Linked DNA regions of Homo sapiens: region 2 is linked to region 1. A link is an interaction called in ENCODE POLR2A ChIA-PET data of the cell type or tissue named here. Cell type or tissue: CD4-positive, alpha-beta T cell. All regions are shown on one strand. Each heading gives the region's core, and the rest is flanking DNA. Links, peaks and the distances in the headings are about the cores only.

Evidence for each region. Peaks named below come from ENCODE experiments on the same cell type or tissue, not always from the same donor. Only the 100,000 strongest peaks of a DNase experiment are listed, where the experiment ranks them.
Region 2: POLR2A ChIA-PET joins it to region 1 with 7 read pairs; 2 of 35 experiments call an interaction of 5 or more read pairs at or near these places.

The regions. Positions count from the first base shown.
Region 1 is chr11:108,722,016-108,730,321 of GRCh38, forward strand. It overlaps DDX10 (DEAD-box helicase 10), which reads left to right. Exons shown (of 18, transcript NM_004398.4): 13 at 982-1,447. The region is part of intron 2 of LOC124902750 (a long non-coding RNA gene); the gene reads right to left. Among named protein-coding and RNA genes, the nearest start is that of DDX10, 61 kb to the left of the region's middle. In CD4-positive, alpha-beta T cell, for the core only: no CTCF peak of the experiment used is centred there; no DNase peak of the experiment used is centred there.
Region 2 is chr11:107,984,440-107,992,745 of GRCh38, forward strand. No RefSeq gene overlaps it. Among named protein-coding and RNA genes, the nearest start is that of CUL5, 20 kb to the right of the region's middle. In CD4-positive, alpha-beta T cell, for the core only: no CTCF peak of the experiment used is centred there; a DNase peak (open chromatin) is centred at 4,172.

The sequences.
Region 1 (8,306 bases), core at 2,028-7,027:
GTCAACTAATTTATTCTTACAACAACCCTGTGAGGTAGGTACTCTTAGCATCCCGTTTTGCAAATGGGAAAGCTCCGGTATGGAAAGATTAAATCATATTCGTAAGATCTCACAGCTAGTAAGTGGCAGCCAGATTTTGAACCCCAGCAGTCTTATTTCTGAATCCATGCTTCTCAGCATTACATCTCTCAGTTTCTTTGAACCATGTCAGATAGGAAAAGAGCAGTGGGTCCATGTTATGATGTTACTGTTTATTCAGAGCAATCCTTGATAAAATCTAAGATTTTATTTCCCTTCGATCATTGAGAACTTAATGAAGCTATTAGCTTTGATCCAAGCTGGGAAAGACATGATAATAAATTGAATATTGATCATTGATGGAGAAAACAATATTTTTTAATTTCTTTTTTTGGTGTTTGGTTTATAAAATCCATTTTTATAGCAATGATTGTGCCATATTCTCTTTTAGGAAGGGAGATGGGGACCACATTCCAGTTCTTTCTCTGTAGAGAACTGTTTTGTCCTTTCATGGTCATGTCTTCTCTGGTTTATTTAGTACTTAACATTTTATGAGGTACTCTCATGTAGTTAGTTAATTGGATCCTTACAGCAACTGTGAGTTAGGCCTGGCAGGTACTGTTATCCCCATGTTATAAGGAAGCTGAAGCTGAGAGGGTTGAATTGGAAATTGGCAGGTCTAGTACTTGAACTGTTATCTTGTTTCTGGTCCAGTGCTCTTTATCTTATTCCATGTTACCCTCTTAAAGAAAAAATAGTGTCTAAAATGTTTTCTGACAGGTGTTGAGTGTATTTTGCCTTACTTTTTGGATCAACTAACCTGTTAGTATTGAGTTGTATCTCACAGGAACATTTTCTTTAAAAAAGCTCTAGGAATCTCTGCTCTTGAGAAACTCTTCTATGACACCTATAAACATATCATCAGTGTTGAGATGACTGTTTTCACGTTTTTCCATATTTAAGGTCTCTTGGTCTTGCTGTGGCACCACGCGTAAGATTTCTTCAGAAAATGCAGAAACAACCCACCAAAGAATTGGTAAGGAGCCAAGCCGATAAAGTAATTGAGCCAAGGGCTCCCTCCCTCACCAATGACGAAGTGGAAGAATTTAGAGCCTACTTCAATGAGAAAATGTCCATCCTTCAAAAAGGTGGAAAAAGACTCGAAGGGACAGAGCACAGACAGGATAATGATACTGGTAATGAAGAACAGGAAGAAGAAGAAGACGATGAAGAAGAAATGGAAGAGAAACTGGCAAAAGCAAAAGGATCTCAAGCCCCATCTCTTCCTAACACCAGTGAGGCACAGAAGATCAAGGAAGTTCCTACACAGTTCTTGGACAGAGATGAGGAGGAAGAAGATGCTGATTTCTTGAAGGTGAAGCGGCATAATGTGTTTGGATTGGACCTTAAAGACGAGAAAACATTACAGGTAAGTTTACTCCCAGTGGAGGGTCTTCTATTACATTGTCTTACTATGTGCTTATTGTTGCCTTTTGGGGACTGAGAGAAAGTGAAAACTAAGAAACTTAGACTGGGTTTCTTTGCAATGAACTCTTCCTCCTTTCCCCCATACTTAAACACAGAATAAGTGCCAATGAATTTTCATATTTTTCATAACTTTGGGAGCTCTAAGAGGTTAACAACTTTAATCTTATTTACTGGTTTTCTGATGCTGTGTTTTAAAAGTTGCCAAAGTCCTGATTAAGTCTCAAAGGAAGGCAATGAAGTTTTTTGGTTTATGGCATGAGGATCCTTCGTTAAAATTCTTAAGATACTGCTTTCTGATTGATTAAATTATAAGGAACAGTTGTAATTATTTAAATATAAGTTTTACTCTTAGTGCGACATTTGTTTATGGGAACCAAGCCAGTGTCTTAAATAGAAATTGAACAGTTCTTTTTTAAAGGCTACTTATGAATGTTTATGAAAAGTTTTCCTGTAAATCCTTTGTTTCTCCGTAGCCATCTTCTAGGAGGAACAAAAGAAATAATCCATTTAGATAAAGCACTTGTTTTCTAGGATGCTTTTGTAGGTGCACAGTAAATGTGTTTCCCCTTCTCCCTTATTCCCCTTCCTACTTCATATGCCTTTATTCTTGATCATCTTTTTAAAAGGGAATTGAATAAAAAATGAAGCTTGATTCTTACTCTTTATACAATGTTGAATAAAATTTCAAGATTCACAGTAGGAAATACATAATAGATTTTGACTGTGAAACTTAGAAGAGTGTTTCTTTAAGTAACTAAAAATTAAAAAAAAAACCTAGAAAATGTGCTTATTGAACACTTAATATGTGTTATGTGTTAGTCATTTTCTGAACATTATCTCATTTAGTGCTTGAAATAAAGGTCGTTACTACTATCTCATTATACAGGTGACGGAAAAAAAATAACTGTGGCACAGAAGCAATATAGTACTGTAGTGAGGCACACAGGTAGTAAATGGCAAAGCTGGAATTTGAACATAGGTGTTCTGACTTTAATATTTATGCTCTTGTCCAATAATCCTGTACTGTCTCATCCTGCTTCAAATTAGATCATTTTAAGTCTGTAGTTAAGACTCATTTTATCAGCAAAGTAAATACAAGAAGTTAGATTTTCGTTTTAAATAATTTAGCCACTGTATTAACTATTATGTATATCACTTTCTAAGAATCATGAACATAACCAAAGCTTCAAATTAAGATGAGAAGGAATGATATAGTTTTATAATACCATGAATTGTTCACGTAAGTAGGACATGTGTCTAAGTACTAATAGCTCATCTGGCATTTGAAAAATGTATATAGCAAAACAACTTTTTAAGCTTTTAAAAAAGTTTTACTCTATGTCAGTTATCTAAATCAATCTAACTCTTTAATATATACAGTTTGAGTTTTGGCAAATGTATGGTGTTGTGTAATTACCACAATTAAGAATAGAACAGCGTCATCACCCCAAAACATTTCTTATTCCCTTTGCAATTGCTTTACCCTTCACTCAACCTCTGGCAACCACTGATCTGATTTCTACCCCTGTAGTGTTGCATTTTTCAGAATGATATATAAATAGGATAATACAGTATTTAGTCTTTTGTGTCTAGCTTCTTTCATTTAGCTTAACGTTATTGCATGCATCAGTAGTTTGTTCCTTTTAATTGCTGAGTAAGTATTTCATTGGATGGATGTAGGTTTTCTTAAGCTTTAAATTGGCATTGGTTGTTTCCATTTTTTGGTGATTATGACAAAAGTCATTATAAACATATACATTTTTATGTAGATAATTTTCTCATTTCTTGGGGAAACGAGTGGGGTTATTTTCTAGGAATAGGGTTACTGGGAACATATGTTAAGGGTATATTTAACTTTGAGAAACTCCCCAGTTGTTTTCCAAATCAGCTCTTCCAATTTGTGTTCTTGCCAGCAGTGTATAGAGTTCGAGTTGCATCCCATCGTGTCAGCACATGGTATTGTCAGTCTTTTAATTTTAGCCATTCTAGTAGGCATGTAGTGATACCCTACTGCAGTTTTAATTTGCATTTCCCTAATGACTGAACATCTCTACATGTGCTTATTTGCCATTCATATATCTTCTTTGGTGAAATGTCTTCAAGTCTTTTGTCTCTCTTTTGAAATTGTGTTGCCTTAGTAAGTTCTACGAGTTCTTTGTATATTCTGAATACATATCCTTAATCAGATATATTTTGCTAATACTTTCTCCCAATCTATGGCTTGTTTTTATTTTGAGTGTCTGGCAAAGAGCAGGTATCTTAAATTTTGAAGTCTGATTTCAATCACATTTTAGGTAATTTATATATGTGTCGTATCTGATAAATCTGTGATTGACCCAAAGTCACAGATTTTCTCCTATGTTCTCGTCCAGAGGTTTTATAGTTTTAGCACTTACAATTTGGGCTAGGATCCTCTTCACCTTAATTTTTGTATATAATGCTAAGTAAGGGTCAAGGTACACTTTTTTTTGCATATGGGTATCCAGTTGATCCAGTACCATTTGTTTGGAAAAAACTATGCTTTTTCCATTGAATTACCTTGACTCTTTGAAAGTCAGTTGACTTTCAAAGATACGTCTGTCCTTTCACCAATAACACCAATCTTGATTAGTGTAGCTTTATACTAAGTCTTAAATCAGATCTTTGAGTCTGTCAACTGATATATATTTTCTTAAAATTGCTTTGGTTATTTTTGGACCATGGCATTTTCATGTAAGGTTTTGAATCAGCTAGTTACTTCGTATAAAAAGCTTGCCGATGACTTCATTGAGGTTGCATTGAATCTGTAAATCTAACTGGAGAGAATTGACATCATAACAATACCTTTTTATTTAGGCCTTCTTTAGTGTCTTTTTAGCATTGCTTTATAACTTTAAGCACATGTAATGTGCACATATTTTGTTAGAGTCATCTCTTACTATTTGATATTTTTTAATGCTATCATAAATGGTATTTTTAAAATTTCAATTTCCAATTATTTGTTGCCAGTATATAGAAATAGTTTGTTTTTTGTAGACTGATCATTCTAAACTGACCTGTTAGTTCTTGTGGCTTTTTGGGAGTTTCTTGGGATTTTCTTTTGTAACTGATTATGAGGTTTGTGAATGAGGATGGTTTCATTTCTTCCTTTTTCATCTGTGGACCATATATTTCTTTTTTCTTTCTTTTTCTTTTGCTTGATTTTACCGAGTAGGATCTGTGGAATAGAAGTGGTGAGAGTAGATATTGCTGTGTTGTTCCTGATCTTACTGAGGGGGAAGCATTCAGTCTTTTACCATTACATCTGATGTTAGCTGTAAGTTTTTTTTGTAAATGCCTATGAGTTTGAGAAGCTTCCATCTATTCCTAGCTGGCTTAGTGTTTTTATGATAAAATGAATTGTGACTTGTGTCAGATGCTTTTTCTGTAAACATTAAGGTGATGACGTGGTGGTTTTTAGCCTGTTGATTATGGTGTATTGATTTCCCCCTGCTACATGTTGAATCAAATTTAAATTCCTTTGAAAAACTCCATTTAAGCAAGATTTCTTTATATTTATATTATAGGATTCTATTTGCTAATATTTTCGTTAAGGATCTTTCTGTTGTTGTGAGGGATATTGGTTTGCAGTTTTCTTTTTTTGCGATGACTTGACTGGGAATATGACACATTTTGAAAGCTTTTTATATGTTTTGCCAGCATAGAGGTCATGTTGATCGTTGCCCTACTAGCGTCTGTATTGTTTGAATCTCTTTTTGATTCCAATATGAATATTAATAATTTATATCAATATTAACAGTTATTTAGAAAGTTATGATTTCTTTCTTAATTTGTGTATATATTGCTTACACATATTTTTCCCTGTTATGATATTAGTCTCTTTCCTGTTGATTCGTAAGATGTCCTCAAACAGTAAAGTTATTGTCTCTGGCTTTTAACTTTGCTTTGTGTCCCTTGTCACACACAGTTGTTCATTTCCCTGCCTTCTCTACTTTATTCCAAATTCCTTGAAATGTTGTCTTTTGTTTACTCAAGTAAAAATACTCAGAATTTTATTGCCATATGAATAAATTCAGAATTGTATTCTCACTTTAAACAGTAGGGTTCTTGATTTTATTTTCTATTTTAGAAATCAATTAATAGCTAATTTAAAAAAATCCATTACACCCACAATCAAAACAGTAAAAATTCACATTCTGTTTTTTTTAAAATGTTAACTACTAAGGTACAATGTCCTTACCTAACGTCAGTGTCTAAGTTTTCTTGTTTGGACCGTTTTATACTTTCAAGTATAGATTCACATTCACTTAGGAATGACTAAGTCTTTTTAGTCATTCCTAGAAAGGACACATAGAAAATACATGTGAAGAGATCATCAACTATTTCATCCTTCAACTTTAGCGTTCCTATTTGAACAACTACATTTTCATTTTATGCTGTGACAAGGGCATGGTTAAAGATGAGTGAAAACATGATCCTTATGGGTACATTTTAGTAAATGCAAATTTTATTAAGTTGGGGGAAAAAAGTCCTAGAAAAATGAAAAAAGAAAAAAAAAACCCAGAAAGCACACACAGTATACAAGCCCATTTGAAAATTATTTTTAAATTCAACAGACATGAAATTACTTTGGCAAATTGCTGTAAAAATTTAAATGCTCATTCTAAGAAAACAACAACAACAAGCCCTTTTCCTAACTTAGGTTCCTTTCCTCTCAGTCCTGCTCAGACTTAGTGTTTCTCACATCCAGGGCACCAGAGATGATGTTCTTCCAAGGTTGAGTGCTCTGTTCTTGAGGGGCAGGGCGGGGGACTCTGCAAGAGTGGTTTTGAGAAAAATTTCCTGTAAAATACCCTTTTACCCAGATTATAAAATGCTTATTTTTGGTGGAAAATCTCTAGTAAAACACAGAAAATCACAAATAAAAATAAAAATAACCTGTAATTTCACCACCTAGAGATAACAACTGTCTTTGTTTTTTTAAGTATACATACACATTTGTTCTTTTTTTTTTTTTTTTTTTTTTTTTTTAGAAATAGGGTCTCGCTCTGTCACACAGGCTAGAAGGCAGTGGCATGATTGTGGCTCACTGTACCCCCAAACTCCCAGGCCCAAGCGATTCTTCTGCCCTAGCCTCCTGAGTAGCTAGGACTTCAGGTGTATGCTACCATGCCTGGGTAATTTTTAAAAATTTTTTTGTAGAGGTGGGTTCTTTCTGTGTTCCCCAGGATGGTCTCAAACTCTTGGCCTCAAGTGATCCTCTCACCTTGGCCTACCAAAGTGCTGAGCTGACAGGCAGTAAGCCGCTGTGCCCTGCTCATATACCCATTTTTAAATAAGTGAGATGCTCCTAGGTATATATATTTCCCCATGTCATTAAAGTGTCTTCGCAAATATTTTTATGGTTGCCTAATATGCCATTAACCTTTATTTAACCATTCTCCTGCTGTTGGATACTTAGGTTAATATCCTTTTTTTGAATCTCCGTTTAAAGAGTTCTACTAATTGGCAGGTTTCTTCTCTCCTTCACTTTCACTACTCTCACCAGCATAACATGGAACTGATTCTACAGTTCGAAAATGCAAGATAGGAATCTTCTCCTTATCTCATGTAAACACTTACTTTATAGTAATTGTTTCAAAAATTTTACCCCCAAATGATTACCGAGCTTACACATATTAGGGCATAAGATGACCTAGGTCTCTTTGGGTTATCGACAGGGTTCTAAGAGGGCCCCAGTGACACTACGTAATACCTCCTTATGCCGCTCTTATTGAAGGAGGGTCACAAATTCCTCCAGACCATATTCAGATCTGCTCATCTCCATCCAGAGAGGTTTTAGCACATCACAGCTTGCTCCTGGCCTGATAAACTATCAGTCCCTGAGGAGTGATTGAATAACCCACATTTCAGTAACTACCATAAAATATGATTCTGCATCCACTCAGTGGCATCGTCTCACAAGTGCCTTTGATGCAGGGAGCAGCCTCTGCTTGTGACAGTGCAGCTCGACTGAGCAAATATCCTTTTCTCAGAGTGAAAAAAACAAAACAAGGAAGAACAAAAGAAATTGTTGCAGGCCTTTTTTTTTTTCCTCCATTAAACATATGATGCCTGACTGGATTTTCTACTTTGTACTTAATAACTCACTTGTTAATACTATACATCAGGCCAGGCATAGTGGCCCACACCTGTAATCCCTCTGAGGTGGGAGGACCACTTGAGCCCAGAAGTCCAGGGCTACAGCAAGCCACGACACTCCAGCCTGAGCAACAGAGAGAGACCCTGTCTCTAAAACAAACAACACAATGCACGTCGTTAATGTACACCAGAGAGGAGATTTGGTCTGCAAATTCTTTAATGATATCTCTTGTGACCATTAGAATACCTTCCCAACTACTAGTAAGCTGATGAATCATTTTGAACATCTGGAAACATTCTTCTAAAGTTTGTTTTTTTCCCTTGTCAATCACAGTTTTGTCTGATCGTGGATTCTGGATCCATTAGTTCTAATGGATCAATTCAAGTGGGCATGAAGTTCCACTTTGGCAATTCAGAGTAAAAGCTTACCTTCCATGGCTGATGCTCTTCTGCCTCCATTATAATTTTACCAGGAAAACAATAGTCCCTCTCCACTCTTATTCTTGGTATGAACAATAGGATGTATTTCAGTCAGTAAATTCTGTGGTTCTGAATTTCCTTCAGATTGCTTTACTTCTAAACATTTCGAAAAGATTAGCTGTATGTGTAGCTCTGGGTTCAGCTTCACCTCTTAGAGATTTCTCAACCACTAGGACCTAGACAGGTTTTCCCTTATGACT
Region 2 (8,306 bases), core at 2,020-7,019, 740 kb before region 1:
CATGGTGGCAGGCATGGAGGTTATGCATGGACTCAGCAACATGGACTTCCACTCACCAAGGCTGACCTGGCTATGGCCACTGCTGAGTGCCCAATTTGCCAGCAGCAGAAACCAACACTGAGCCCTCGATATGGCACCATTCCTCAGGGTGATCAGCCAGCTACCTGGTGGCAGGTTGATTATATTGGACCTCTTGCATCACGGAAAGGGCAGAGGTTTGTCCTCACTGGAATAGACACTTAGCCCAGATATGGGTTTGCCTATCTTGCACGCAATGTTTCTGCCAAGACTACCATACATGGACTCATGGAATGCCTTATCCACCATCATGGTATTCCACACATCATTGCCTCTGACCAAGGCACTCACTTTGTGGCTAAAGAAGTGCGGCAGTGGGCTCACGCTCATGGAATTCACTGGTTTCACCATGTTGCCTATCATCCTGAAGCAGGTGGATTGACAGAATGGTGGAATGGCCTTTTGAAGTCACAATTACAACGCCAACTAGGTGACAATACTTTGCAGGACTGGGGCAAAGTTCCCCAGAAGGCCATGTATGCTCTGATTCAGTGTCCAATATATGGTATTGTTTCTCCCATAGCCAGGATTCACAGGTCCAGGAATCAAGGGGTGAAAGTGGAAATGGCACCATTCACCATCACCCCTAGCGATCCACTAGCAAAATGTTTGCTTCCTGTTCTTGTGACATTACGTTCTGCTGGCCTATAGGTCCTAGTTCCAGAGGGAGGAATGCTGCCACCAGGAGACCCAACAAGGATTCCATTAAACTGGAAGTTAAGATTACCACCTGGACACTTTGGGCTTCTCCTACCTTTAAGTCAACAGGCTAAGAAGGGAGTTACAGTGTTGGCTGGGGTGATTGACCCGGCTAACATTTTTCCTCAACATGAAATCAGTCTACTACTCACAATGGTGGTGAGGAAGAGTGTGCATGGAATATGGGAAATCCATTAGGGCATCTCTTAGTATTACCATGCCCTGTGATTAAGGTCAATAAGAAACTACAACAGCCCAATCCAGGCAGGAGTACAAATGGCCCAGACCCCTCAGGAATGAAGGTTTGGGTCACTCCACCAGGGAAAAAAAACACTACCTGCTGAGGTGCTTGCTGAAGGCAAAGGGAATACAGAATGAGTAGTAGAAGAAGGTAGTTATCAATACCAGCTATGACCACGTGACCAACTGCAGAAACAGGGGCTGTAATTGTCATGAGTATTTCCTTCTTTTTTTTTTTTTTTGCTCTGTCGCCCAGGCTGGAGTGCAATGGCGTGATCTCAGCTCACTGCAACCTCCGCCTCCTGGGTTCAAGCGATTCTCTTGCCTCAGCCTCCCACGTAGTTGGATTACAGGCATGTGCCATCATGTCCGGCTAATTTTGTACTTTTAGTAGAGATGGGGTTTCACCATGTTGGTCAGGCTGGTCTCGAACTCCTGACCTCAGGTGATCTGCCCACCTCAGCCTCCCAAAGTGCTGGGATTATAGGCTTGAGCCATCATGCCTGGCCATTTCCTCCTTCTTTTGCTAAAAACATGTTGGTGCATGTATACACTTGTACTAAGAAAATATCTTTATTTTATTTCCTTGTCCTTTATCATGTGACAAGATTTATTGACTTCACATGAGAGTTTAAGTATTGTTAACTTTATGTAATAGTATTTGAGTTGGGGATTATTGCATTTCCAGTTGTACGAAGGACAGTGGTATTATGTTGGGCATAATTATGAACTTATTGTCTTTATTTGAAGATTATGTATGATCTCAGGAGATGTGTATGGGTCCAAGTTGACAAGGGGTGGACTTGTGATGGTTAATACTGAGTGTCAACTTGATTGGATTGAAGGATACAAAGTGCATGGTGGTGCATGCCTGTAGTCTTAGCTACTTGGGATGCTGAGGTGGGATTGCTTGAGTCAAGAAATTCAAGACTGTGGTGAGCTATGATTGCATCACCATACTCTAGCCCATGCGAGACCCAGTCTCTTAAAAAAAAATAATGTTGGCATGCACGCATATGTTCATTGCAGCACTATTCACAGTAGCAAAAACATGCAATCAACCTAATTGGATTGAAAAAATATAGTCCATATACACCATGAAATACTATGCAGCCATAAACAAGAACAAGATTATGTCCTTTGCGGGGACATGGATGGCTGGAGGCCATAATCCTTAGCAAACTAATTCAGGAACAGAAAACCAAATCCCAGATGTTCTTACTTATAAGTGAGAGCTAAATGATGAGAACACATAGACACATAGAGGGGAATAACACACACTGGGGCCTTTCAGAAGGTGGAGGGTGGAAGGAGGGAGAAGATCAGGAAAAATAACTAATGGGTACTGGCTTAATACCTGGGTGATGAAATAATCTGTATGACAAACCCTCATGACACAAGTTTACCTAAGTAACAAACCTGCACATGTAACCCTGAACTTAAAAGTTAAAAAAAAAAAAAAAAGTGTTGGATGACACAGGATTCCAAGCTTCTTGCCTGCACAGCTTGCTTGTGCCTGCAGTATGACTTGTGCTTGATCCTGGATGCACCACTTCCATCTCTTAAAATAGAGTTGCAGTGCTTGGTGGCTCTGATGGAAACCAACTGACGAAGGGCAAGTGTAGCCCTATGGTCATTTGGTGCTTAATGGTCAGGCTTTTCACCTCTCTCAGTGCCCAGTATCATGCTAGTAGCTTTTCTTAAGGCATATAATTCTCTACTATGGATGGAACAACTATGATCCAGAAACCTAGGGCTGCTTGTGATTCTCCCATTGAGTCTTACCATAAACTCCATTGGGTGTCTTTCCCTACCGCCGACACGTTTAATGCTATAGGATCTGCGGGTTGTTTGGTTCAAGCAGCAAGGCCACTTGCATGACAATACAGACCTGCTTCAGAGCCTTTTCCTTTTCTAGAAACCTGGTACATGGGTAAAACAGCATTGCCTGATTGGACTAACTTGCCTTCAGAATCTGAAGAGACCCAAGATTTGTTCTCCCTTCTTCATAACAGGAGATGTAAGATGCAGCAATTTATTCCTTTTTTTTTTTTTTTTTTTTTTGAGACAGAGTTTTGCTCTGTCACCCAGGCTGGAGTGCAGTGGCGTGATCTTGGCTCACTGCAACCGCCACCTCCCGGGATCAAGCGATTCTCCTGTCTCGGCCTCCTGAGTAGCTGGGATTACAGGTGCCCACCACCACACCCGGCTAATTTTTGTACTTTTAGTAGAGACGGGGTTTCACCATGTTGGCCAGGCTGGTCTCAAACTCCTGACCTCAAGTGATCCACCTGCCTTGGCCTCCCAAAATGCTGGGGATTACAGGTGTGGGCCACTTCGCCCAGCAGCAATTTATTCTTTACTTCAGGTGAAATATCCCAGCATGCACCTGATCACTTTTCACTCTTGTGTCAAGTTCCTGAGTCTTTATAGGGTTTATTTCACATCTCGGAAGTGAATGTAGCTTCCAGCATCATAAAGACTTCCAGCATTATAGCCACGTCTTGCTCATTCCACCTGATAGCATGATGTCATTTATCAAAATGATGTTGAACAGGATGTTGACATAGTCCAGATCTCTTTGGACTATAGGATGACAGAGGACAGGAGAGTTAACATAGCCCTAGGGCAAAACTGTACATTTCTGCTGTGGTCTATTACATGTGAATGCAAACTGTTTCTGATCCTATTTTCTTATGGGGATAGGAAAGATTGTATTCACCAAATCAAAAGCCATAAGCCATGTACCTAGGACCATGTTAATCTACTCAAGCAAAGATACCTCATCTGGGACAGTGCTACGATTGATGCCACTGGTGCCATAATTGGTTGAGTTTGAGAGTCTACTGCCATTCTACAATATCTGTTTAGTGTTTTCAGGGGGAGGACTGGTAAATTAAATGAAGATATATGAGGATTACCAGCCCTGAATCCTAAAATGTCTAACAATGGTCCTAATTTTCACCATCTCCTCCAGTATATATTTATTATCTTGGCCAGGGAACATGTGCACTTTCGGAAGCTACTACTTCGCCTTCCCCACTACGCTAGTTTTTACTACACAATGAAAAGGGGAACAACACACACTGGGGACTTTCAGAGTGTGGAGGGTGGGAGGAGAAACAGGCTAATGATCTAGTATGTGCCAATTACCAGGCACAGTCATGTTGCTTAACAATGGGATGTGTTCCAGGAAATGTGTTATTAGGCAATTTTGTCATTGTGTGACCGTCATAGAGTGTACTTAACAAACCTAGATGGCATAGCCTACTACACACCCAGGCTGTGTGGTAGAGCCTATTGCTCCTAGGCTACAAACCTGTACAGCATATCACTACTGAATACTGTAGGCAATTGGAACACAATGGTAAGTATTTGTGTATCTAAACAAAAAAGGTACTATAAAAACATGATATAAAAGAGAAATAATGATATACCGGTATAGGGCACTTACCATGAATGGAGTCTGTGGACTGGAACTTGCTCTGGGTGAGTCAGTGAGTGAGTGGTGAGTGAATGTGTTGGCCCAGGACATTACTGTACCTACTGTAGACTTTATAAACCCTATATGCTTATGCTATACTACACTTATTTTTAAAACTTTTTCTTCAATAATAAATTAGCATTAGCTTACTATAATTTTTTTACTTTATAAACTTTTTCATTTTTTAAGAACTTTTTGACTCTTGTGATAACACAACTTAAAACATAAAATACACGTACAGCTGTACAAAAATATTTTCTTTCTTTATATCCTTATTCTATAAGCTTTTTTCTATTTTTAAATTTTTTTATTTTATTTTATTTTTTTAATTAATTAATAAATTTATTTATTTATTTTGAGATGGAGTCTTCTCTGTCACCCAGACTGGTGTGCAGTGGTGTGATCTCGGCTCACTGCAACCTCCACCTCCTGGCTTTAAGCTATTCTCCTGCCTGAGCCTCCTGAGTAGCACTGGCCTTTATTTTTATTTTTTAAACGTTTTTTAAACGTTTTGTGAAAAATGAAGACACGGCTGGGCACGGTGGCTCACGCCTGTAATCCCAGCACTTTGGGAGGCTGAGGCGGGCAGATCACGAGGTCAGGCGTTCAAGACCAGTCTGGCCAACACGGTGAAACGCCATCTCTACTAAAAATACAAAAAATTAGCCAGGCGTTGTGGTGTGTGCCTGCAGTCCCAGCTACTCAGGAGGCTGAGGCAGGAGAATGGCATAAACCCGGGAGGCGGAGGTTGCAGTGAGCCAAGATTGTGCCACTGCACTCCAGCCCGGGCAACAGTGCAAAACTCCGTCTCAACAAAAAAACAAAAACAAAAATCAAAAAACAAAGATACAAACACACACGAGCCTAGGCCTACACAGGATCAGGATCATCAATATCACTGTCTTCCACCTCCACATCCGGTCCCACAGGAAGGTCTTCAGGGACAATAACACATATAGAGCTATCACCTCTTAGGATGACAATGCCTTCTTCTAGAATAAATCATGATGGACAGAACCTACCTGAAGCTACTCTACAGTTAACTTCTTTTTATATAAATAGAAGAAGTTCACTTTATTTTATTATTTTTTGTTGTTGTTGAGGTAGAGTTTTGCTCTGTCACCCAGGGTAGAGTGCAGCGGTGCAATCTCGTCTCACTGCAACGTCTGCCTCCCAGGTTCACGTGATTCTCCTGTCTCAGCCTCCTGAGTAGCTGGGATTACAGGCAGATGCTACCATGCCTGACTAATTTTTGCATTTTTAGTAGAGATGGGTTTCACCATGTTGGCCAGGCTGGTCTTGAACTCCTGACCTCAAGTGATTCACTCGCCTTGGCCTCCCAAAGTTCTAGGATTACAGACATGAGCCACCATGCCGGACCTGAGTATACTTTAAAATAACCACTTAAAGTATAGTATAGTAAATACAGAAGCCAGTATTATCATTATCAAGTGTTACTTACTATACATAATTATATGTGCTATACTTTTATATAACTGGCAGTGCAGTAGTTTTGTTTATACCAGCAACACCACAAACACTTGAATAATGTTATGCTATGACATTATGACAACTGTGCCATCACAGGCAATAGGAATTTTTTACCTCCATCATAATTTTATGGGACCACTGTTATATAAGCATTGTTATGTGGCACATAACTGTATGTCTATTTCGATTATACATTTGAGGAATGAGGAAATGACCACTGGATGAGTCTCTAGATACAGTGAACCCACGTGAGCTGTAAGCTGTCCCTAAGCAGGGGATCATTTATTACCTGATCCCTGTATGCCCCTATTCTAACAGCGGACCCATGATGACACTTCAGGTCTCTGAGTGTCATCAGAGTCAACTTGGACCTTGTGTCCAATGGTCCTTGTGCATAGTTACCCAAGTAAATGGCTACAGTTCTCTTTGGAAAAGGATGGAGGCAAACATTACTCTAATACGTACACTTGCTGAGGTGTTGCAGGGTCTTTCCTTCTGGAGACCCAACCTCTTCTTCTTTTTTTTTTTTTGAAACGGAGTCTCACTCTGTCGCCCAGGCTGGAGTGCAGCGGTGCCATCTTGGCTCACTGCAAGCTCCACCTCCTGGGTTCACACCATTCTCCTGCCTCAGCCTCCCGAGTAGCTGGGACTACAGGTGCCTGCCACCACGCCCGGCTAATTTTTTGTATTTTTAGTAGAGACAGGGTTTCACCATGTTAGCCAGCATGGTCTTGATCTCCTGACTTCGTGATCCGCCCGCCTCGGCCTCCCAAAGTGCTGGGATTACAGGTGTGAGCCACTGCGTCTGACCCTGGAGACCCAACCTCTTCTAAAGTCAGTAGACTCTGGATCTGAAAACTGGCTCAGTTCTGAAAACCGGGCAAGGGATTATGACTTTTTATTGGGGTGACTGTTCTCAACCTCCTGATCATACATCCTTGATTTATTTTGATCATATAGATTGAGTATACCAGTTTGGTGGCCCATCTATTTCATTTTAAAAAGTATATTTATTTATTTATTTTTGAGACAGAGCCTCACTCTGTCGCCCAGGCTGGAGTGCACTGGCGTGATCTCAGTTCACTGCAAACTCCACCTCCCAGTTTCAAGCGATTCTCCTGCCTCAGCCTCCCGAGTACCTGGGATTACAGGTGCAGGCCACCACGCCTGGCTAATTGTTGTCTTTTTAGTAGAGGCAGGGTTTCGCCATTTTAGCCAGGCTGGTCTCGAACTCCTGACATCAGGTGATCCACCCACCTCAGCCTCCCAAAGTGCTGGGATTACAGGCATGAGCCACCACACCCAGCCTTGGTGGCTCATCTATTTTTATAACAGGGACATGTATTAGTTAGGGTTCTCTAGAAAAACAGAACCAATAGGATGTTTACGTACAAAGAAAGAGATTTATTGTAAGGAATTGGCTCACACAATTACAGAGACTAGCAAGTCCAAAATCTGCAGGGTGGGCTGGCAAGCTGGAGACCCAGATGAGCTTATGCTGCAGTTCAAGACTAAAGCCTATCTGCCGTAGAGCCAGGAAGAGCTAATGTTGCAAATTAAGTCCAAAAGCTGTCTGCTGGAGCATTCCCTCTGTCTCAGGAGAGGCTCGTTTCTCTCTCCTATTCAGGTTTTGAATTGGTTGGATGAGGACCACCCACATTGTTGTGAGTAAGCTGCTTTACTCAAATTCCATTGATTTAAATGTTAATCTCATCTAAAAACACCCTCACAGAAACACTGGGAATAATATTTGTGGGTACTCCTTGGCCCAGCCAAGTTGACACATAAAATTAGCCATCAGACACCATGTTCTGCAACTATCTCCATAAATCTCTGCAAATAAGACCCCCTCTGACTGCCCCTTTGACCTTGACATACTTTATGATCATTGTGTCGTTATGGTTTCTAAGAATGAAGTGTCGCCATCTAGACTCTGTTTTAGAGTCGTATCATTGCCAATCCTATCAGGGAGCCTAGTTCTGTAAGGACCTCTCCTACCATCAGCCCTATCCTCCGGAGAAGAGCCACAGTTGACCTTCTTAGTGAGTGACACAGACGCCCCTCTTACCAGGACATTCCTTATTGCCTCGGTAAATGATGTATCTCTGGGCCCTTCTGTGGTACAGAATCATCTGGAGGATTTTTCTACTTTTCTAAAATATCCATTTCAGCATGCCCAGTTCTCAGAGCCATTTAACCCTTTCTTCTACTACCTGCCATGTCCCTTAGTCCAGGGGTGCCCAACCCCTGGGCCGTGGACTGGTACTGGTCCATGGCCTGTTAGGAACCGGGCTGCACAGCAGGAGGTGAGTGG